2 separate regions of the Homo sapiens genome follow, and region 2 is linked to region 1. A link is a loop called in an ENCODE intact Hi-C map of the cell type or tissue named here. Cell type or tissue: heart right ventricle. All regions are shown on one strand. Each heading gives the region's core, and the rest is flanking DNA. Links, peaks and the distances in the headings are about the cores only. Region 1 overlaps SAXO1 (stabilizer of axonemal microtubules 1). Region 2 has its middle 210 kb from the start of ADAMTSL1.

Region 1 (11,581 bases), core at 3,506-8,505:
CCTGTTTTTCTACAGCTTGCTACCTGTTTTTCTACAGCTTATGAGCTAAGAATAATTTTTACATTTTAAAATAGTTGAAAAATTAACAGGGATATTTCACGACACGTGAAAATTGTATGTAATTTCCATTTCAAGGTAATAAATTAAGTTTCATTGGAACACAGCATGCCTGTTCTTTTATGTATTGTCTATGGCTACTTTTGTACTACAAAGACAGAGTTGAATAGTCACAACACAAGGGATACAGTCTGCAAGTCCTCAAACATTTACTACCAGGTCTTTTTTTTTTTTTTTGGAGACAGGGTCTCTGTCACCCAGTCTGGAGTACAGTGGCACCGTCTCAGCTCACTGTAGCATTGACCTCCCAGGCTTAAGCCATCCACTCACCTCAGCCTCCCAAGTAGCTGGGAGCTGGGACTACAGGTGCATGCCATCACACCTGGCTAATTTTTGTATTTTTAGTAGAGAGGGGGTTTCACCATGTTGCCCAGGCTGGTGATCTTGAACTCCTAAGCTCAAGCGATCTGCCCACTTTGGCCTCTCAAAGTGCTGGGATTACAGGCCTGAGCCACCATGCCCAGCCTACCTGGTCCTTTATAGAAAAAGATTGCTGATTTCTGATCTAAATTATCAACTCAGTAAAGGACGAAATGCAGTGTCAAATTCCACTGAACTTCCCTTTGAGCTAACCACTCAGTTGTTATTTTTAAAGATCCAAGCAATAGGGCCATTCTCAGATTGAACTGACCTTTACTTTCACAAATCAAAATGGCAATTTCTGGAAGGAGCAGAAAGCTATTTTGAAGCCCATGGTAAGAAATTGAGGGTGAACAGGGGAGGAGAGAGGCTTGCCATATTTGAAGAGTTGAGTGATTGAGGCAGAAAATGCTAGATACCTACCCGAATATTTATCTTCCTCTTTTTCCTTAGCAAAACAATCCCCAAATAACTGTGCCAGCTGTAAAGTCTTCTATAATACTTCTGTGAGGTCTCCTTAAAGTGTGTGCATGTGCTGTCATACTAACCCCACTCAGCCCGACTATGACGACACTGGATAAGAAACAGGACAAATCAGAAAGGAGAAGGAGGGGACCCCCAGCCACTGCAGGGGACTTTTTCCAAGGGCAGGTCCAGGAGCAACTGTGTCTGGCAAACATACCTGTTCTCTGGGAGCCCTTTTCAGCATGCATGCAACTTAGCAACTCAGCGAGGGGAAAGCTGATCACAGCACCGGAAGTTCATTAATCACCAAATTGAAAGCAATTGATCATCTGGCTAATTGATGGGTCAGTTTAGTCCAAATTCATTCATATATGCAGCAAACTATTATTTCCAAAAATGTCTAGTTCGCTTTCAAATAAACAAATATAATTTATTTTAATCAGTACCCCCACACAGCAACAGCAGACAGAATTAAATCTGTCTTGCCTATAATTTTCCTCCCCTGTGTTCATGGAATAAAAACTATGCAAACAAGATTGGGCTAAAACTATTTTCTGTATTTTTAGAGTAAAAAAAAATCTTCACATTGTTTTTCAAATCTGCCAAATTTAAAAAAAAAATTTAATCCCAGCAGAGCTAAGAAAGGTAAAAAGGGAGTTTCAAAACTAAGTCACCCCAACCATCACAGCAGAAAATTTTCCAAGCTGAGGTTAATTTTTAAGCATGGGGAGTCCTGCCACTTCTGTGATTGCAGCTCCAGTTGAAACTAAAAACTCAACTAGGAATACCCGGAGATATAGCCATGATGATATAAACAGCTCAAAAAGAAGCCCCCAAGTTATAAGACGTGGCAAAAAGGGGGAAGCTGCAGATGCTTTTTGGGCTCTGGGCAAACTCCCGAGACCCCAGGTGGAAACTGTGAAGTAATAGAAACAATTTGGTATTTAAATCTGTGCAGAGAGGAGTACACAGAATGAAATGGAACAAGCATCAGGGAAAATTGAGATTTCTTGTGGTGTTATTCCCCAAGTGGAAGCACTCTGCCTACTAAAACAGCTGTGAGAAATCCTGACCTGCTTACACTCTTTCATTACCAAAGCCAGTCAGATTTTCCTTTACTCATGCAATTTCCATCACCTCAAAAAGAATATTCACCGTCTAAAGAGGTGAAGTCCATTAAAGTTTTGGGGTTTTCTTTTTTTTTTTTTGAGACAAGGTCTTGCTCTGTCACCCAGGCTAAAGTGCAGTGGCACCATCTCTGCTCACTGCAACCTCCGCCTCCTGGACTCAAGCTATCTTTCCACCTCAGCTTCCCAGGTACCAGGAACTACAGGTGCATACCACCACATCTGGCTAATTTTTTTGTATTTTTTGTAGAGACAGGGTTTCGCCATGTTGCTCAGGCTGATCTCGAACTTCTGGGCTCAAGGGATCCACCAGCCTTGGCCTCCCAAAGTGCTGGGATTTCAGGCGTGAGCCACTTTGCCTGGCCTACATTTTTAATCTAAAAAAAAACAACAACAACAACAAAAACACCTTATATAAAAGTTGAAACCTAGTAAGGTTTATTTTCACTTATCTGCACCTTACCCTTCCCAGGACGTTCTAAAACTCCTCAGGCAACCAGTGCCACGTGCAGTAGAGGGGTGGCCCTGGCACATGGTCATGGCCACATTTTTAGGGCTGGAACCCACATTTCCTGCATGCTTCTGAATCAGTCTTTCCATCAAGCTCCCTTCTGATGGGAAATAAAAGATAATCCAGGGGCTATTTGCTGTTTCTTTACACACCTCTGGTCCTACTAAACAAATATCCCATGTAACCAGGTTCCATATTTCTAGGAAAAAAAAAAAAGAAACCCTATAGTCTTTTAGAACCTGGCCAAGAATGTTAGGAGCAGAAAGATCCTGACCACCCGAAACAGTGAAGTTGTCCCAAAGCCCTTTCTTGTTAGTCCTGGTAAAGGCCCTTCTGTACTCTTTACTTGTTTATATAGAAATATATTATTTGGCTAGCTGACTCTCCAGAATAGAAGCAACTTATTTTAAAAACGGGTTAAAAAAGACAATTACAGGCAGGTAAGCTTATCAAAGAAATCAAGAAGGTATACAACAGTATTCTAGGAAATTTTCTTTCAATGTGATTACCAGGGGCAGTGAGGAGGGGAAACCTTTCCTTTCTCAATAGGACCACATAAAGGAAACCTTTTATTAGACCCAATTACTATAATTACCACCAAATATTGAACATTTAGCTATATGCCAGGCTGTACATTAAGTGCTTGACATACATTACCTGGTACAATCTCTTCAATATCCCCATTTTACACATCAGGGAACTAAGGCCCAGAAAGGTTTTTAAAAGTTCACATCTGTCTAACTCCAGAGTCTCTAACCTCTTCACTACACTACAGTATCCTGCATTGCTTTCTAATTGTTTTATGTAGATGTTTCAGTTGCATAGATTTTAAATTCCCTAAAAAAGTAAAAGTTAAGTATTCTACTTACCCTAATAGCACCCTAAACCTAAGCCAAGTTCAGAGCACTAAAAAGGCTTTTAAATACATGCGTGACTGAACTTCAGTATCAAATAACTCATTTTCTGACTGTCCCATTTCTCCAAATCCTATCAAACTACCTGCTGAGGCATTTGAGCCCATTGCCACTTTCTAACGAGGGAGGCAAGAATGGGCACAACCCCACAGTGTCACTAAACACTCATGCCCTGCTTCATCTCTTGCACTGGGAACCCCAAGGCCATAGATGACTTAAACAAAACATGGCTGAAAGAGACACGCCCGATGCACATGCAGATTGTCCCCTAAATTGAGCACATGAATAAAACTTACCCAAAGTTTTCATAAGCATCCAAGTTTCTTGTGTGCCCAGAGCTAAACCCTAAATTGTAGGGCCCAAGGCTAAGTCAACATCCTATCGGCAAATTGGTGGAAAGTAGGGTCAAAACTAGGATTTGGATAGATGGGTAGATACACCGACTCAGTATTAGTTTTACCTAATGGAATATGGCTATGTTATTCAACCCAAACTGATGGAAAAAATTACCAGTTTTAACAACCAAATCCAGTTTTTAAATAACACAAAATCTAAGTATGCCAATTACGAACCACTTCAGCTCTTTCTTCCTCCCTCCTCTTCTTTCTCAAATTCCATATTCTTACTAAACCATTTCAATTTTACCATTATTAAGCATAGATTTTTTTTTTTTTTTGAGATGGAGTCTCATTCTGTCGCCAGGCTAGAGTGCAGTGGCACAATCTCAGGTCACTGCAACCTCTGCCTCCCAGGTTCAAGCAATTCTCCTGCCTCAGCCTCCCAAGTAGCTGGGACTACAGGCGCAGGTCACCATGCCCGGCCAATTTTTGTATTTTTAGTAGAGACGGGGTTTCACCATGTTGGCCAGGATGGTCTCGATCTCTTGACCTCATGATCCGCCCACCTTGGCCTCCCAAAGTGCTGGAATTACAGGCGTGAGCCACCACGCCCGGCAAGGATAGATTTTTTTTAATGAGAGAGGAAAAAAGATGAGGCATATAGATGTTTGTTTTCTTTTGACCAAAGGCAAATAAAGAGAAGAAAAACTAGAGAAAATAAGATTTAGAGCCTTTTTCTCTCATCTATACCACTTACCATCTGGGGGTTAAGAGCTAGTTTTACTTTCTGAAACCTCTGCAATCTCTTTAGGGACAGTTAGAGGCGCTAGGGCGCCTCACCCCTAATCCTCCCCAAATCCTTAGGTCTGAATTATTAAAATAATCTGTAATAGACAACTGTAAATAGGACCTAGAGTGAAAAATGCTACATGTGAATGTAATCAACTTTGTGGTGTTGGTATATCTAAAGATATGTCAATGTGGCACGAACCATATGGGGGACGGTGGGCACAGAGTTAGATGGGCAACTCTAGCAAGGTACCTACAAGCACTGTCTGGATAAGGAGGCCTGGCAGAGGGGCTCAACCCACCCAGTCCCTAATCTCAGAAGGATACATCAGAACGTGCAAATGGCAGCAGTCCCCTTGCTTAGAACTCAGACAAGCAACCTGTGATTATATTTTGGCTTACTTTTAATTTTTCTAAACAGAAAGTATACTCTGACCAGCAAAAATGAGTTTCTAGGCACTCTCAGTAGATCTGTCTCATTCTAAATAAATTGGCATTTCAGTTTACACAGCAGTCTGTATTAGCCAGGTTAATATTAAGGGAGGCGCTGCGGAGCTCAGGGGGCTGCTCTCTCAGGGTGCTGACAGAAATCAAGATTCTGCACCAACAAAAAGCACCATCAAGTAATGCTAGGCTGTGAGGTTGTTTCTATAGGTCACGCTTTTCTCTAGAAACAACCCTGCCTCATCAGGCCTCTGCCAACCTTTCACAACCTCCACCTAGGCTGAAGGTGGCTCCAGAAGCTACACACAGGCACCTCTTGCATGCCTTTTCATCAAACTGGCCTTCCAGATAGATCCTGGAGGGGAACCACACCAAAAAAAAAAGGAATTTGTGAAAGACTAAATACACTTGATCTTAGCCAAAAGGCCGAGAAGCGATGAAAGACTAAATAACAGCACAAGGCATAAGGCATAAGGCATGGCAATTCAGCACACGAAATGCAGGTGGGTGCCTAAAGATCTTCACCACTGCGGGGGTAACAAAGCCAGGCTATAATAGCAGATTTTGCAACGCCAGTCCCTTTTACTTTCTTAGAGATTAGATTGCCCTCTTGTGGGAAATAGGAGGGGAAAGTTTCACAGTATTTCCCCTTACCTTTTTCCATGATGGCTATAGATAGAACACATCCTGTCTCAGGGCAAGAGCTGACCATTACCATTTAGGAATGCAGTCACAATACTGTCACGTCTTTTGGTATTTCAGAAGAAACTAAAAGTACGGATTTTTTTTTTTTTTTTTTTTTTTTGAGACAGAGTCTGGCTCTGTCACCCAGGCTGGAATGCAGTGGTACAATCTCCGCTCACTGCAACCTCTGCCTCCCGGGTTCAAGTGATTCTCCTGCCTCAGCTTCCCAAGTAGCTGGAATTACAGGCGTGCATCACCATGCCTGGCTAATTTTTGTATTTTTAGTGGAAACGGGTTTTCACCATGTTGGCCAGGCTGGTCTTGAACTCCTGACCTCAGGTGATCCACCCGCCTCGGCCTCCCAAAGTGTTAGGATTACAGGTGTGAGGCGCCACGCCCAGCCCAGATATTTAAAACTCATGAGATTTTACATGTTAGCAGCCAATATGCACTTTTTAGAAAAAATATTTAGCAGGCACCCAGTTCGTGAGCTGGGCATGTTAGTCTGTAACAGAGTCTGGTGAGTCTGAAATACAGGTTGTCAGTATAGTTAATAACAACGTATGAATAAAGTTAGTATACAGAGAGTTAAACGTCCTCAGGATAGTTTGGTGAGCCTGGAACACAGGCAGCATGAGGAGGAATGGCTGGAAAGGTAGAGTAGGGGCTTGATTAAGGGTAGAATTTGTTCTGTAATCAATGGAGAACTATCAAAGGCTTTAAATTGGCAAAAATCACCGGGTACGGTGGCTCACACCTGTAATCGCAGCACTTTGGGAGGCTGAGGTGGGCAGATCACTTGAGGCCAGGAGTGCAAGACCAGCCTGGCCAACGTGGAGAAACCCTATCTCTACTGAAAATACAAAAACTTAGCTGGGCGTGGGGGTGGGCACCTGTAATCCCAGCTACTCGGCAGGCTGAGGCACAAGAATCCCTTGAACCTGGGGGGCAAGGTTGCAGTTAGCTGAGATCACGCCACTGCACTCCAGCCTGGGCAACAGAGCGAAACTGTGTCTCAAAAAAAAAAAAAAAAAGTTAATTAATTAAATTTTAAAAATTTAAAAAAAAATTGGCAAAATTGCCTGATAGGAGTTTTAGAAAAATTGCTATCGGAAATATCACTGACTAGCCCCAGATAGAGGAGTGAAAATAGAACCAAGTAGCTCAAAGAAGCCACCAAACATACTTTGAAACTACAAGATGCTTTGTCAGTGGATAGGATCTTCTTTCATAGATTTAAGACTTCCTCTGAGAGGGGCTTAGAGGCTCAGGAGGTCCACAGCTTTGTCACAGGTATTACCTACCTGTTGTCTCCTCCGTTCCTGGGGAACAACTGAATGTTGGACAACATCCAACCATAGAGGCTCTACATGAAAAATAAAGCCAGTGCTGCTGAGGGTCAGTGTTCCCTCTTCCTGCCGGGGTTAGGAAGTCAAGACCAATAAACAAGACCAGTGAAGAGACCTCAGAGATCGTGAAAACATAAAAACCTCCCCTTGAGTTTTCTCTAATACTTAAGGGGGTGGAGAGTAAACGATCCTTTCCTGAGAAAGATGTAAGGCAAATCAGAGCTAAAAAACGAGAGAGAGTACTTCTGCTGATGATGATGAAGGGCGTTAAGTGCTGGTGTCACGTGTCAAAGCTGCTTCCACACAACCCCTTCCAAAAAAGCCTAAGGACAGACAGCATCTTTACCTTGCTTCTTTTTAATCAATAACTAAAAAGATTTGCAAGTCTTAAAATTGTATCCCTTCCTATGTCAACCAGCCCGGAGTACAATGGCATGATCATGGCTTACCGCAGCCTCAAGCTCCTGGGCTCCAGCAATCCTCATGCCACAGCCTCCCAAGTAATTGGGACTACAAGTGTGCACCACCATGTCTGGCTAATTATTTTTGTTTTGTTATTTTTTGTTTTTGAGACAGAGTCTCATCCTGTCACCCAGGCTGGAGTGCAGTGGCGTGATCTTGGCTTACTGCAAGCTCCGCCTCCCGGATTCAAGTGATTCTCATGCCTCCACTTCCCAAGTAGCTGGGATTATGTGTGTGTACCACCACGCCCGGCTAATTTTTGTATATTTAGTAGAGATGGAGTTTCACCACGTTGGCCAAGCTGGTCTCAAACTCCTAACCTCGAGTGATCACCCACTTCTGCCTCCCAAAGTGCTGGGATTACAGGCATGAGCCATCACGCCTGGCCCTTTTTTTTTTTTTTTTTAAGAGACTGAGTATCACTATGTGGCCCAGGCTAGTCTGAAATTCCTGGCCTCAAACGATCCTTCTGCCTCAGCCTCCCAAGTTGCTGGGATTACAGATATGAGCCATGGCACCCAGACATATCTCTTCTTTTTGAAAAAACACACCTTTGTGTTTTTGAGGTTGACACTCAATGAAGTAACCATGTGTTTTTTAAAGTGTAGTCCATCACCCACCTGCATCTGAATCACCAAAGTTGTTAAAACTTGCAGATTCCTGAGCCTCAGACCCACAGAATTAAAGTGTATGAAGTAGGGCCCAGAAATTGGCATCCTTCAAACAGCTCTCCAGTTGATTCTCAGGTACACTGAAGGCTGAGAATACTGAAGATTCAGACATTCACATGCAGGGGAAGGGCACCATCATGAGAAAAGCTTTGTCCCTCTCCAAGGACAATAATATAAGATCCATTCCTGTGATAAAGCCATTAATGCAAGGCTATAAAAGCATAACCCGGCCAGGCATGGTGGCTCATGCCTGTAATCCCAGCACTTTGGGAGGCCGAGGCGGGTGGATCCACTGAGGTCGGGAGTTCGAGACCGGCCTGACGAACATGGTGAAACCCTGTCTCTACTAAAAGTACAAAAATTAGCTGGGCATGGTGGTGCACGCCTGTAGTCCCGGCTACTCAGGAGGCTGAGGCAGAAGAATCGCTTGAACCCAGGTGGCGGAGGTTGTAGTGAGCCGAGATTGCGCTACTGCACTCCAGCATGGGCGACAGAGCAAGACTCCTTCTCAAAAAATAAATATGTAAATAAATAAATAAAAGCATAACCCATGGCTTGAGAATGCCTCTAGCCCAGTGATTCTCAGGTGGGGGCAATTTTGCCCCCAAGGAAACATGTGGCAATGTGCAGACACATTTTTGATTGTCAAAAGTGGGGTAGGTGCCACTGGCATCCAGTGGGTAGTGGTCAAGGATACTGCTAAACACCCTACAATGCACAGGACAGGCCCCACAACAAAAAATGTCCATTGGTGCCACAGATTAGAAACCCTGCTCTAACCTAAGTTGAGCCTTTTCATAAATGAATACAGAAATGTAAACAAAAGTTATTATTTTTCGCTAGCCATTTTCTTTTAACTATCTAACATCTGACTTTTTTTTTTTTTTTTTTTTTTAGCTACCTAACATTTTTTGAGATACCTTTCGTTTGATGAATTCCCACCATATTCATCTTGTGGAAGGCAGTGCCCACCCGCCACTACAGAAACCAAAAAGTGAGACGCCCCTGACAACCACCCACCTTCCTCTGTGAGGCCTGAGCATGTGACCAAGGCCTGGTCAATCAGAAGCTCCCCTCTGCAACTTCAATGCAGACCAATTGGGCCTGGCATGGTGGCTCATGCCTGTACTCCTAGCACTTTGGGAGGCAGAGGTGGGCAGATTGCTTGAGCCCAGGAGTTTGAGACCAGCCTGGACAACATAGTGAGAACTTGTTGCAAGGCAAAGGCAAAGGGCAAAGGCAGAAAGAAGAGAGAAAGAAAAAGAAAAAAAAAGATCAATTGATGCCAAAAAATCTGGAGTGACACTGGAGAATACAAGGGGAGGGACAAGAATTGAAAACCTACCTATTGGGTACTCTGCTAACTTCCTGAATGACAGGTTCAACCACACCCCAAACCTCAGCATCACACAATATACCTTCATAACAAACCTGTACACATACCCACAGAATCTAAAATAAAAGATGAAAAAATATTTTTTTAAAAAACTGGGGTGACAGTGAAGAATTCATTCTACAGACAGGGACACTGGCAGCACCAGAGCATGGCCAGTGACAGTTGTTGCAGCTACAGCATGCTGCACCAGAGCAGGCCTTAGCGGCTGGCTCACCAGTCTCTGCAGAGTGATTTGGGCTGTGGCTCTGGCCTTCTGGCCTCTCCTATACCTGTCCATATTCCAACCTTGCCTCTCCACACTTCTGCAAACTGCCCCACAGCCTTTTGCTTAAACAAACCAGTGTCCATTTTAGTTACTTCAACCAAGAATCCTGAATAATATAACCATTCCAGGAGCTTTCCCTGGTCCATCATTTAAAAATATCCATGCCTATCTCCTACACCTTCTAATGCAAGGATTAAATGCCTAAGAAGCTAAGAACACCAAAACAAAAACCTTAAATCCACATGTGATGATTTCAGGCATGCACACAAGTGAACTACTGGCATAGAAAACATGGAACTGGCTGTGCACAGTGGCTCACGCTTGTAATCCCAACAATTTGGGAGGCCAAGGCAGGAAGATCACTTGAGCCTAGGAGGTGACGATGACCCTGGGCAACATGGCAAAATCTCATCTCTACAAAAAATACAAAAATTAGTCGGGTGTGGTTGTACACACCTGTAGTCTCAGCTACCTGGGAGGCTGAGGTGGGAGGATCACTTGAGTCTGAGAGTTTGAGGTTGCTGTGAGTCATGACTGCACCACTGCACTCTAGCTGGGGCAACAGAGCAAGACCCCATCTCAAAAAAAAAAAAACAAACAAACAAAAACACCACCACAGAACCATTCTCCATGTTTTTGTTTTTTATTGTACTATATCATGTAAAGTTATTTATGATTCTTCAAATTCTTTTTGGGGAAGAAAAGCCTCTTAAAATTCATTTCTAGATAGAGCAGTGGAAGAGAAACAGGAAGTCTTGATTCATGTAAGTGTCAGAATTTCAGGAACTGCCATCGTTGGCAGGAAGGTGCAAAGAAGGCTTCCAAGACCAGAACCCAGTTTAGGAACAGCTCCAAGGTGGGTGTGAAGTGGTACATTAGAAGAGAAACATGGGTCATTCCAGCTTTGCAATGGAACGTGTTTCAAAAGTCAATACACGCTGTTGGAAGCCTGAAATACATTTCCCACAAAAGTATTGCTTCACGTCATGGCTAGAGTCCCAGGCTAGCCCATAAAAGCCTCCTTAACATGAACTGCTACATGCAGACATAATCAGGGGACGTTGTGGAAACAACAGATGAAGGTTTTTAATACAGTACCCAAAAGTTATCCAAGGACTCTCAGAAAAGCAGAGGCACCAGGTAAAAAGGCAGATTCAGTAGGAGCAGTGGTTAGAGACAGGACGCTGAAGTCTGGGTATGTGCTTTATATGTTAAATATAGCTGCCTTAAGAACCTTCTTATGCCGGGCATGGTGGCTTACACCTGTAATCCCAGCACTTTGGGAGGCTGAGGCTGGTGGATCACCTGAGGTCAGGAGTTCGAACCCAGCCTGACCAACATGGAGAAACCCTGTCTCTACTAAAAATACAAAATTAGCCAGGCTTGGTGGCGGGCACCTGTAATCCCAGCTACTGGGGAGGCTGAGGCAGGATAATCACTTGAATTTGGAAGGTGGAGGTTGCAGTGAGCCGAGATCATGCCATTGCACTCCAGCCTGGGCAACAAGAGTGAAACTCCATCTCAAAAAAAAAGAAAAAAAAAAGAACCCTCTTAATTTTCTTGGTTTTTCAAGTGCATATGGATCTCAGCTTATTCTTCATATCACATGTACCCATAGCTCTCTGTAGAAGCCTTTCAAGTCCGATGATCATATTAAAATAAATGCTCTTCTTTGCTGAGACATTAATG
Region 2 (11,581 bases), core at 3,719-8,718, 750 kb before region 1:
GTCTTTTCATATGCTGTTATTAAATCTTATTTATTTGGATGCAATTCATCGTTCTGTCGAAATCCCACTCCTTGCCCACTCCCTCCCACCTCTCTGCCTCTTTCCCTGGTCTCCAGCTGGCCCTTGGTAAGCCTTTCCATCTACCCTCTTTGTCAGAAGACTCAGGGAGTCTTTCTGACTACATAACTGCGAAGCAGAGATTATAATCTGTTTCTAAATCTGATTGTGGTCTTGTTTCTCATATGCAACTGACTTTCGCCCCCATCAAAGAGCCCTGTTTTTGATTTTTCATGTCTGGATGACTACAACATTATCTTTGGCAATCTTCCTTGTTTCCTATTTGAAGATGCTCTTCCAACCGAAAAGCATAATTTCTCTCACTCTTATCATGAGATTCCATTTCTTAAAATGTGACATAATGCTTCTCTGAGCATAGTCTACAAGTCTACATTCTGCACCTTTAAATTGAAGGTCCCCTTCTTACTCAGCTTCCATGACATGAAATCTCATAAATGACCTTGAGGAGGGTTTTATTCATGCTGGATCAAAGGCAAAGGGCATCGTACAGGCTGGGACGTTTGTCTAAGCATGAGAAGTTTGACAAAGATGGAAGACGCTAGGCAGGCAATAGGTTGGTTGCAATAAGAAAGGGCAACTTAGACCCTTGAACTCCTGACAGGGTTTCCAGGAGTTCCTCAAAGGTAGGGTGTAGGTACAGGAAAGAATGCAAAGTACAGTCCAATGAACCCTGAGGTTGGAGGATATAGATGCTTAATGGAGCTTGCAAAAGTCATTGTGAACCTTCTCTGTCTAAAACACTATCCTAGATGTTAGATGATGTTTTGAAAAAGAAATGGGCATAGACATGAATAGAATATGGTTTCTGACATCAAAGGAGTTAACAGCCCATTGGGGAAGACCAAGGAGCCAGTGCTATAGTAGGAGAGGGACAGAGAGGCTTAAGAGCTAATTCTGGAACCTACTAGCCTCAGGAAGTTTTGCTTCTAGCCCAGGATTCATTATTTACATGTGAACCAGATGAGCCAGCGGTGTTGCCCAGCAACCATCGTAATATACAGCCCGGGTGCTCTGATAGTGACATCTCCCTGTCAGCACTGCCTGTTCCTTGGGAATGTTTTCTTTGATTCATTTTCCCAAGAAATTTCATTAAGCCATATTCAAAGTAAAAGAGTTTTAAACCCCCACTGACTTTTACCCCTCTTCTGTGCTTGTACTTTATCTGCCAGAGAAGTCCCAGAGACAGCTGTACCCCTGCCTCAAGCTTACACATTCCATGAGAGTGGTTTTTGTTCATTAAAAATAATTTCCTGATATCTTCAACTTATCTTAAATTCATCCAAAAAATAAGCTTGATTGATGTACAGGTAGAATGTTGGATAGATGATAGGTATGAAATAAGTCAAATATAATAAAATATCAATTACAAAAATTAGATGTCAGGTATGGTGATCATCACAACACAATTCTTTAAATTTTCATATTTGAAATTTTTCATAAAAATGTTTTTTAAAAACAAAAAGTTATTTTGTAATTTTCTAATTTATCAAGAGTATCTTGCTACAGAATGGAGGAGATCCAAAAAGATAATGTGAAAGGCAGAGAATTCAAAACAAAATCCAACTCAATTAAAAATTTGCAATGGACTTGAATAGACATTTTCTCTAAAGATATACAGATGTTCAATAAGCGCATGAAAAGATGCTCAACACCCCAGTTATTAGGAAAATGTACAATAACACAACAATGAAATATCACTTCACACTACAATAGTTATTATTCCAAAATAATAATAATAACAACAACAGAAAATAAAATGTGTGGGTGATGATATGGAGATATTGGAATCTTCGTGCATTGCTGTTGGGAGTGTAAAATAGTACAGCCCCTATGAAAAACAGTTGAGCAGCTTCTCAAAAAGTTAAGCACAGAATTACTTTATCATCCAGCTATATTCTCTTTCTAGATATATACCCCCAAAGAACCGAAAGCACACACCCATGTTTATAGTGCATTATTCACAATAGCTAAAAGGTGGAAACAACAGATGAGTAGATAAATGAGGCCTAGACATAAAATATTATTTGGTCATAAAAAGAAATGATTCTGATAGAGTTATAATGAATCTTACAAATATGCTAGGTAAAATAAGGACAAATACTATGTGATTCCAATTATAGAAGGCACCTAGAATAGGAAACTTCATAGAGACAGAAACGAGAATTGAGATCTTCAGAGCAGAAGGAAGGAGGGAAAAAGGAGTTATTGTTTCCTGGGTACAGAATTTCTGTTTGGGATGATGAAAAAGTTTTTGGAAATAGATCTTGGTGATAGCTGCACAACAATGTGAATGAACGTACGTAAAGCTGCTAAGTTGTACTCTTAAAAATAGGTAAAATGGCAAATTTTATGTTATGTGTATTTACAAGTAATAAAATAAAAACCAGGTTTTTTGCTAAATTGTACACTTAAAAATAGGCAAAATGGCAAATTTTATGTTGTATGTATTTACCAGTAATAAAAGAACAACCAGAGTTCCTTTCTCAAACAAGATGCGTACGCAAGAAAAAGATCAATGAAAAGGCAAGGTGATATGCTAGTATGCAAAATGAGGTAAACGAGGAATTATCTGAAATAAAAGAAAAAGAGTTGGAGATGACAGAACATTGGGAGAAAGAGGGTTCTGAGCCAGAAAGCCACATAGGAGAAAGGAGGATGGGGAATGCAGGGAGAGCCTCAGAGCCTGCCAGGGCCTCCTTGTAATTGCAGCTTTCTCTGCATTCTCTCTTCTTCCCTTAATCTGCCATCCTTGCCTCTTGCCATTCTGTTCCAAAGGGAGAGGTCTCACCTAGCAGAGACAATCACATTCCTGTGTGGCCTGGATCTCCACACCCACCGCCAGTGCCTTCTCCAGGACCCTCATGGCACCAGGATCCCCGCCCGCATCATCGATCTTTCCCTGGCTCCTGGAGTCTTCCAGTAGCGCTTCTGTGTGCTTACATTGCTCTCTCAAATGAACCAACAAAGCCTGCAAATTCTGCCTGGTCCCTCACACACCAGGTTGTCTCTCATCTTTCTCCTTGTCATAACCACGCATCTTCACTTACTGTCTACACATCCTTAATTTTATTCAGTCTTTATTATACTTTGGCTTCTCTCCTGATTATTGAATGAAATTGCTTCTGCGTAGGTCAGCAATGACCTTCATCTTACCAAGTCCAGTGAACATTCCTCAGTCCTTACCAGAATTGCCACGATCATTCAACGCACTTGACGACTCCCTTCTTGACATAGTCTCTGCCATTGGCTTCCAGTTAAGTGACTTTTCTTTGACTCTGAGTCTTCACTGTTGGCTTCTGTTTCCTGCATATTTCTCCTGGCTCCATATTATATCCTCTTTCCTTCTCTCTACATTCATTTCCTAGGCAATTTCTTATGCTCATGTGGGCTTAAAACACCATCCATGTGCTTACCAAAGTCATAGCTTCCAGCCCAAACTTTAGGAATGAAAGGCCCATATAGCCAACCACCTACTACCCATCTTAGTTAAATTCCTCATCTACGCTTTGGGAAGCTGAGGTGAGCGGACCACTTGAACCCAGGAGTTTAAGACCAGCCTGGGCGACACGGTGAAACCCGTCTCTACAAAAAGTACAAAAAATTAGCCAGGCATGGTGGCACATGCCTGTAGTCCCAGCTACTCAGGAGGCTGAGGTGAGCCCGGGAGGCAGAGGTTGCAGTAAGCTAATATCCTGCCACCACACTCCAGCCTGTATGACAGAATAACTCTGTCTCAAAAAAAAAAAAAAAATACATATATCCTTATGTAGCATCACAAGCTTAATGTGCTCAGGTAGTACAGCTTACAAGGCTCCCAGGGGACACAGCCCTCCTCTTTCTGCTCCCCTCTCCCCCCATCACACCTCCTTTGACTTGTTAGGTTTCCATCACTTTGACTTTTCTGAAAGTTTCCTAAATGTGCCAAACTCAAGTTTTCTTGGGAACTGGGGTCTAATAACGCCTAATGCGCTTGTAAGATGAAATAAGGTAATAGGTGACGTGCTTAGAGTAATAGGAAATGGTGCCATTGTGTTATTTTTATTCCTATTCATGCTGGTTTTCTTAGTTAAAAAAATAAAAAGGGAAAGAACAATTATATAAAGTTCACAATTATGGTTGTTTCCTAGTCACTGTGAGATCATGATCTTTCTTTGTAACTACTTACCATTTTTAACTCATTCAAGGAGTTGGAAATAATTTGCTGATACTACCCCTCTGGAAGACTTGGAAATTAGTTTTTATCTTATTTTAACATTGAGAAAACTGAGGCTGGCATTTAAACCGTCAAAGGCATCAGCCAGCTCAGGGCAAATCTTCACACTATTATGTATTGTTTATCCTTGGGAAAGCTTTAATTCCATTTCAGCTTTCCAGCTAGCAATGTTGGCATTGCGTAGATACCACCATGGATGGTAAAAATGGGGACTGGCCAATTAAAGCCCCCTGCTGAGTCTTCTACCCACTGAACTAGAATCCTTACTTTCACACAGCTCAGAGCAAGCATGCTTCCAGTACCAAATCATTTGGCAGTCTTCAATGGCATGAAAAACAACTGTTTGTACAGCAAAATATTTTCCAGAGCTAGAAGCCCATAAAGATTATTGCCTTCTTTTTAGTACACAGAAATATTCCGCAAACATGACTGTCTCGGCTTTCAGCAATATGGCACCCAGCAGGGAGAAGGCTCTCTCCAATCCTACCTTGTTGTCCATTGTTGGGCTACCTGGGCCTAGGATCCTCCACGGTGCCTGCCCATCCTCCCACCAGTCAGGCTCACCATTGGCCATCCCAACCTGAGGAGAAAGAAAATCCAGCTGGTGAGGCTGGCCCTCCCTGCTAATGCAGGGGCCTTGGCATTGTTTCTGCTGCCAATCTGGTTGCCTACTTGTTGCCTCTGGAAGCCTGCACTTTCTCTGTGGCTTTTGTGGTCGTTTCCATCTGCCAGTGTGGTCCCTCTCCGAGGCACTAGTGTGCCAGACCAGCCTATTTGAATTGGTGCCAGGCCACTTACGGGGGAGGTGAAGCCAAATCCCATATATTTAAAACTGTAATGCTTTGCTTGTCCACCTAGCTCCCGTCTCCTGAAGTCATTAGTTGTGGTTTTACTTTACTGTTAAAACACTCTTCTTTTTTTCCTTTCTCTCGGCTCTGGCTATGTTCAGCTCTATATATTTAGCAAGTTGTATGTAAGTAGAGATTCTGCTGTTCTACTTAAATCTCCTCTTTTTTTCCTTTTTCTTTTTTTTTTTTTTTTGTGTGTCCTACAGAAAGAGAATGTGTTTCCTATTAAATGGGGGAAAGTGTGGGGCGGGGGGTGGGGGAAGATAGAGAGACCTGCTGTTTGACTAGAACGGAAAGTGATAGAGAGTGGCAGTCTGTCCAGCAACACAGGAGTAGGGTGAAGCCCATTTCTGTGGCCACAGGACAGATATCATCCCTGATCTTGTATTTCTTTGGGAAAATAGACTTGTGGTTGCTTGAGAGAGGCCTTTTGTGCTTCATTTTGCTTGACACATTTTAAGGCCCTTAGAATATCACAGGGATCCGTTTGCACAGCATCTGAGGCTGTGTAAAGATAAAGCATGGTTGTGCAATCTAACACAGATAAATAATAACATTTCCATCTGACAGCTGCATTAGGCAAGTAAAGTGATTTTCCTGAAATCCCTCAGGAAGCTCGAGATACATCTAGGAACACAACATGTGAATTCTAAGCCTCAGACTTTTCACCCATGGACACATTGCTCTGTCTCTATTTACTCTAGAATTCTGCACATATGTTTTTCAAGTAAATATTTGGTTCTGGGGAGACTTTAGAGGAAAATATTCCAACCTTTGACAGTTAAAGGTGCTGGATTAACAGTGCTATAGACCAAAGTCTGTCATTTATCAATACGTAGCCATTCCTTGAATAGCTGTTGTCCCACAGTGTAGCTGCTGTGGGCTTACACTGCAGGGGTGCTAACAGACCTTGTATTTACTAAAAGCAAGAAGAGAACTATTGTAGGTGGCACGCATATCATATGTGTTTTCTGGAAGCACCCTAAATAAAATCAAAAACGGAATTCACAGTATGGAAAAATATTCTTTGTGGGGTGACAAAACAGTTTCTAAATTGGTAAATATGAAGGCTACATGAAAGAAACATGGGCTGATGAGTCTCTACCATAAAACCTATGTAATTCATCCTCTGCAAAAATATGTGAATTTCCCATCTGACTTAAAACATGCAATTACAATATGTATGGTAACTAGACATGCCGGGACTTGTATAAAATGAGAATTTGACTAATGTGTTAGATATATATATAATGTGTTTGACTAATTTGATAGATATAGCCAGGCAAACCCTACGACTTCATTTTAGATAAATCTTACCAGAGTGAGGGTCACAAATTTAAATATTTTCAGAGCCTGGTAAGTAACTAAATGAGAGTAATGACTGGTGGAGTATACAGGAGCTAAGGATCATATATTAGGGGGTGGTGGAGACTGTGGCAAAATAGAACACCCAAGGCCCTTATAAAGGATGCAGTGCCCACAGCTTCAACCAATGCATGTCCAGAAGGAATGGAGGCCCAGTGTGGTCAGATCATCTGATCTTTCAAGAGAACGTGAAAATCCAGATTTTTACATAAACATATTATTTTTAAATGTGAATAACTAATTTTTAAAAATGTATACACTGTTGGCCAAAGAAAGCATATCGTATAAGAGACATTCTTCAGGGGATAGAGTACCACTGAGCTTCTTCTATTCTTGAGGGTGACAATTTATATGATGAAATATGGGAGCTTCTTGCAGGAGTTAGTAGAGAATGGAAAAACCCAGGGAAAAATGGGATGGTTTGGTATAATTCAGAGATTCTCATTTGGCACCTACAAGAGCAGTATGTTGATCACAAATAAAAAATCCTCCAAAAATATTTCAAATAGGAAAAGACCAAGGGAATTCCAGAAAAGTTCATCGGGGTATGTGTGCTCAAAAGATAAACTGATTCTGATTGGTTTCTGCAAGTAGGAGAGCAAGAGACTATATGGAATGTTCAAATGACAACAGAGAAAGTACTTTTGATCTGGTTGCACCAGGATCCACACTGAAAGAACACATCATTTGAACTAGTTGAGAGCAAAACTTGGAACTAGTAAGTGAAATATAAGTAACATAAACATCTGATTGATGAGTTAGTCTGTGCCAAGATAATTAAACCAATGAAAACTGGGTACAAGTACTGAGCTAATATGCACAGGATGTATAGCCCAGAGTTTGCTGACATCAGTAAAGTGATTGTTTCACTAGGAGGATCTTAGAAGGCATATGTTATTTATCTTTTTCATCACAGGCCCTAGCACAATGGTTGGCACATGAGAAGCCCAGAAAATGACCATTCAGTAAAGAAACCATAACCACATGATAGCACATTTTGGACTGAAGGGGACACAGGGGAGCAATGATGTATTTAGTGCCAGATTTAATGGCTACTTCTCAGTGCACATACTCTTCAGTGGAGGAGATCTAACATTATTGAAACTCCAGTCATCGTCTCCTAGAATTTTCTAATATCTCCCTTTCCTGATCTTTTCTTTACCTTTCTATTTTTCGGGCTTTCCCCCTTTAATCTAATTCCCTGGCTCCTGTTGCTTCCTCCGTGTGCCTCTTCAATGTTGGCGTCACCTGGTGTTGTAGAACTCTCAGCACTTCTCCCTCTACAGTCTTCTTTGGTGATCCCATCAACGCAGTCAGTTCAGCTCTCATTTATATGTTGACATCCCCACATTCCAGCCTGACCGCAAATTCCGAAGCCAAATTTTTAGCTACTATTGTGGACTGAAAGTTTCTGTCCCCTACCCCAATTCATATGTTGAAGTCCTAATCCCCAGTGGGGCTGTATTTGGAGATGGACCCCCTAAGGGAGTAATTAAGGTTAAATTAGTCATAAGGGTGGGGTCCTGACATGATAGGATGAGTGTCCTTATAGAAAGAGACTCGAGAAAGCTGGTTGCTCTATGGACATGCACCAAGGGAAGGCCACGTGAACACACAGGGGGATGGTAGCCGCCAACAAGCCAGGAAGAGAGCCCTCAGCAGAAATTGAATCGGTGACTCCTTGATCATGGACTTTTAGCTTCCAGAACTGTGACAAAAAAAATGTCTGCTGTGGAAGTCACTCAGTGTATGGCATTTTGTTAGGGCAACCTCAGCAGACTAAGACAGTTCCTGGACATTTTAATTAAATTAATCTATCTATGCATTAAATGCAACCTCTTTAAAAGAGAACTCATCAGTTAGCTACCTCCTACATTCTGTTGTCCTCCTGTCTGCTGTGTCTCCATTACTAGCATCTAGATTCTCTAGAATTTTTGGTCATTGTCTATTCCTCCCTCTTAATGACCTACTCAATCCAGTTATTTATTTATTATTATTAAAGTCCTAATAATTTTGTCCCTCAAATACCTTCAAATATAGTTTCTTTTTCTTGATTCTGGCTATCTCATCTATATTTTAGGACCTCACCATGTCTAGCTTGAAATTTCTCTTAATCGATCCTTAACTTCCAATGTATATTCTACCTTATATCCGGAATTATTCTTATAAAACATCTGATTGTATACCAGCCCTGACTCCTGCCCGGTGTCTAAGCAACTTGATACCACGTAGGAGAGCTCTCCTCTGAAGAAGTGTCCCATTCAGAATAACAACCTGTAGGGGCTGGGGAGTGATGTCCACAGATGGGATATGGAAGAAGTCAAAAGCCACAGGCACTGCCTCAGGAGTCCCCTTAACAAGGACCCCAAGGAAGCTGAATGAAACAGGCCCCCGACAGGAGTGAGATTAGACAGTAAAGAAGTAGAAAGTTTAACTTCTGGATGCCACAGGGAATTTCCACTTCCAATTTAAGGACTTAATGTTTATTACAGGTTATTCCTGGTGATTATAAAGCATACCTACCAAAATTGAGTTTGCCATAGATATGATGGAAGTAGCTAAATTTTTAAAACATCTCTGTGTCTCTTGTATAGGATATCAATTCTTGTTGGAGGCTCTGGACTCAGATTTAGACTGCATAGACTTAAGTTCTGGCTTCACCACCCATTGTATGTCTTTGGGCAAGTGACTTTACCTTGCCAAGCCTTCATTTCTCTGTTACATACATAAATAATGATAGTATGTTTTAATAATAGTAAATTGTCTTACAAAGTTGTTAGAAGGATTAAATAAAGTAAAGCACATAGCACAGTACCTGGCCTATGGGAAGGACTTGGTGAACGTTTACACTGGTGTTAGTCATAGCCACAGGAATAGTATTTTCTAATAATGTTTTAGTAAAAGTGCTAACAAAAGGCACTTTAAATTCTAGAGCTCAAAGAACTCAGTTTGAGAAACACTGACCTAAGCTCCAGACATACTGGCCTCCTTCTGCTCTTTAAATATGCCAGGCCTGTTGTACCTTGGGGTCGTTTCTCTTTCTGTCTCTTCTTCCCGGATACTCTTCTGCCAGAGCTCTGCATGTATTGCTTCCTCAGTTAATTCAGGTCTTTATTTCAGACTCATCTTCTTGGTGAGGCCCATCACCCCACCCATAGCCAGTGCTTCCTATCTATTCCTCTTCCTGATTTATTTCTGCTCTTGAATACTTATTACTAGCCTGGTATTTATTATACTTAATAGAAGAGACTTTTATTGTCTCCTTCTCCCACTACATGAAGCCAGGGATTTTTGTCTGTTTTGGTTCCTAGCACCAATAGAGTCTCAGTAACTATTTATTGAATGACTGAATGAATAAGCTATGGTAAAATCTTTAACATAAAGGTATATACCCTGAGCACAAAATGTTCATTTAACAGTGCCTGCTAAAATAAGATTTCTTTTTGCTATTTATTTTTTAAAAGAATATGCTAACTATTGTACTCATATAAGCATTGAGAAATTTTTGCCAAAAATGTCTTTTAAAATAATCTTAAATAGAATCATTACACATGGTATACAGTTCTAAAAGAAAGGAAGACAGCTAAATGTTTAGGAAAATGAAATTATGGAAAAGGGAGGTTAAACTGCAATGTATTATAAGTTTTCAGAATGGCACAGGATCAATGATGTTACCTAAATCATAAATATCACCTAGAATGAAAACCAATATTGTGAAAGTTAGACCTGGCTCCTGCCAACAGGGACATTTACTATTTTTTGAGTGATATTTGTGACATTAACATGGAATAACTTTAATTTAAAATAAAAAATAATTAAAATTTAAAGTAAAAATAATTTAAGAACTTTTTAAAATTTAAATTTATAAAGACCACTCTGGCTTATAGCATTATCATTATTAGGCACTGATATCCCAGAAGTGCAATTTACAAAGACAGCAGGCGCCACTGCTGCTCCAATTATACACTTCTCATTGTCTTGCCTTCTGCCTAGTAAAGCTTATTTTCTCATTTGTATTTCTTTGCTGGTGTAACTTTTTCACCTAGGTGAACTGTGGTTTGGTGGGAAGAATGCCTTAGCAAGGGCATGGGTCACATCTAGGAGACTATCACCTCCTGAAGTCACAGCAGACCAGAGCCTGGTCCTCCATCCAAAAATTCAACTGTGTTGGGTAATCCTGAGTCAGTCGGCCAAGAGAACTGAATGAGCCTCACAAACCAAACTGATTTGAGTAGACAGCAACAGATATGACTGTGGATATCTATTCATAATCAAAAATGATACTTCATGAGCTTCTGGTGTCTTAGGAACTATTGAGTGAGGGTCAGGCTCTTTCTTCCTGTCGATGAGCTCTGGGAAAGCTAAAACTTGAATCAAAAGTTCTATTTGTTTGTTGAGTTTTCAGAAATATAAAGCCAGAACAAATTCAAGTGTTTCTAAAGAGTCACCCTCCGGAAGGATGGCGTGGTTCCATGGTCCTCATCATGGTGATGGTCTCACTTCAGGGGCCCTATCGATTAACCCCATTGGACAAGACTCAGTAAACATGGCCAGCTTCTGACTCTTTGGAATTTTTTCATTTCTCACATTGACGGTTCCTTTTTTCTTTTAATAAATCTTTCTCCAGACAGATGAAAAAAGAGTTGATTAGGTTTCAGCTTGCCAAATTACAATCATATTCCAGGTCCAGGCTTCTTGCAATAACTTCTCGAGTCCTTCCTGTTGGAATTGCATTGTTTCTAACCTCTTCAGTTTCTCACCTGAAGACGACGTACACAGCAGGAATGAGTTTGCTCAGGTGCAGGGGAGATTGCACATGAGCAAGATGTTCCACAACATCTTGCCACTACTTCATTTGATCTGACTTCTCTGTGCTTTGCAAAAAGAATTGCAGTGGCATTTAGCAGGCCTATTGTACAGGATCTTACAAACATCACTTTATGTTGCTGTTCTCTGAAGTGAACTGGAGCTATTTTGAATCATGTCCGGACTCCCAAAGCCAAGTTAGTTGCAGTGTCATTTGGGGACTATTTTTCAGAGGCAATATAGTCAGTCATGCAACGATTTCTTACTTCAT

Evidence for each region. Peaks named below come from ENCODE experiments on the same cell type or tissue, not always from the same donor. Only the 100,000 strongest peaks of a DNase experiment are listed, where the experiment ranks them.
Region 2: it touches region 1 in a loop (3-fold over the local background); 94 of 110 quality-filtered maps call a loop at or near these places.

The regions. Positions count from the first base shown.
Region 1 is chr9:19,007,695-19,019,275 of GRCh38, forward strand. All of the region lies in intron 1 of SAXO1 (stabilizer of axonemal microtubules 1), which reads right to left. Among named protein-coding and RNA genes, the nearest start is that of SAXO1, 20 kb to the right of the region's middle. In heart right ventricle, for the core only: a CTCF peak has its summit at 5,684 (motif pointing left); no DNase peak of the experiment used is centred there.
Region 2 is chr9:18,255,697-18,267,277 of GRCh38, forward strand. It overlaps a transcript of ADAMTSL1 not described here. Among named protein-coding and RNA genes, the nearest start is that of ADAMTSL1, 210 kb to the right of the region's middle. In heart right ventricle, for the core only: no CTCF peak of the experiment used is centred there; no DNase peak of the experiment used is centred there; H3K27ac peaks cover 1,748 bases.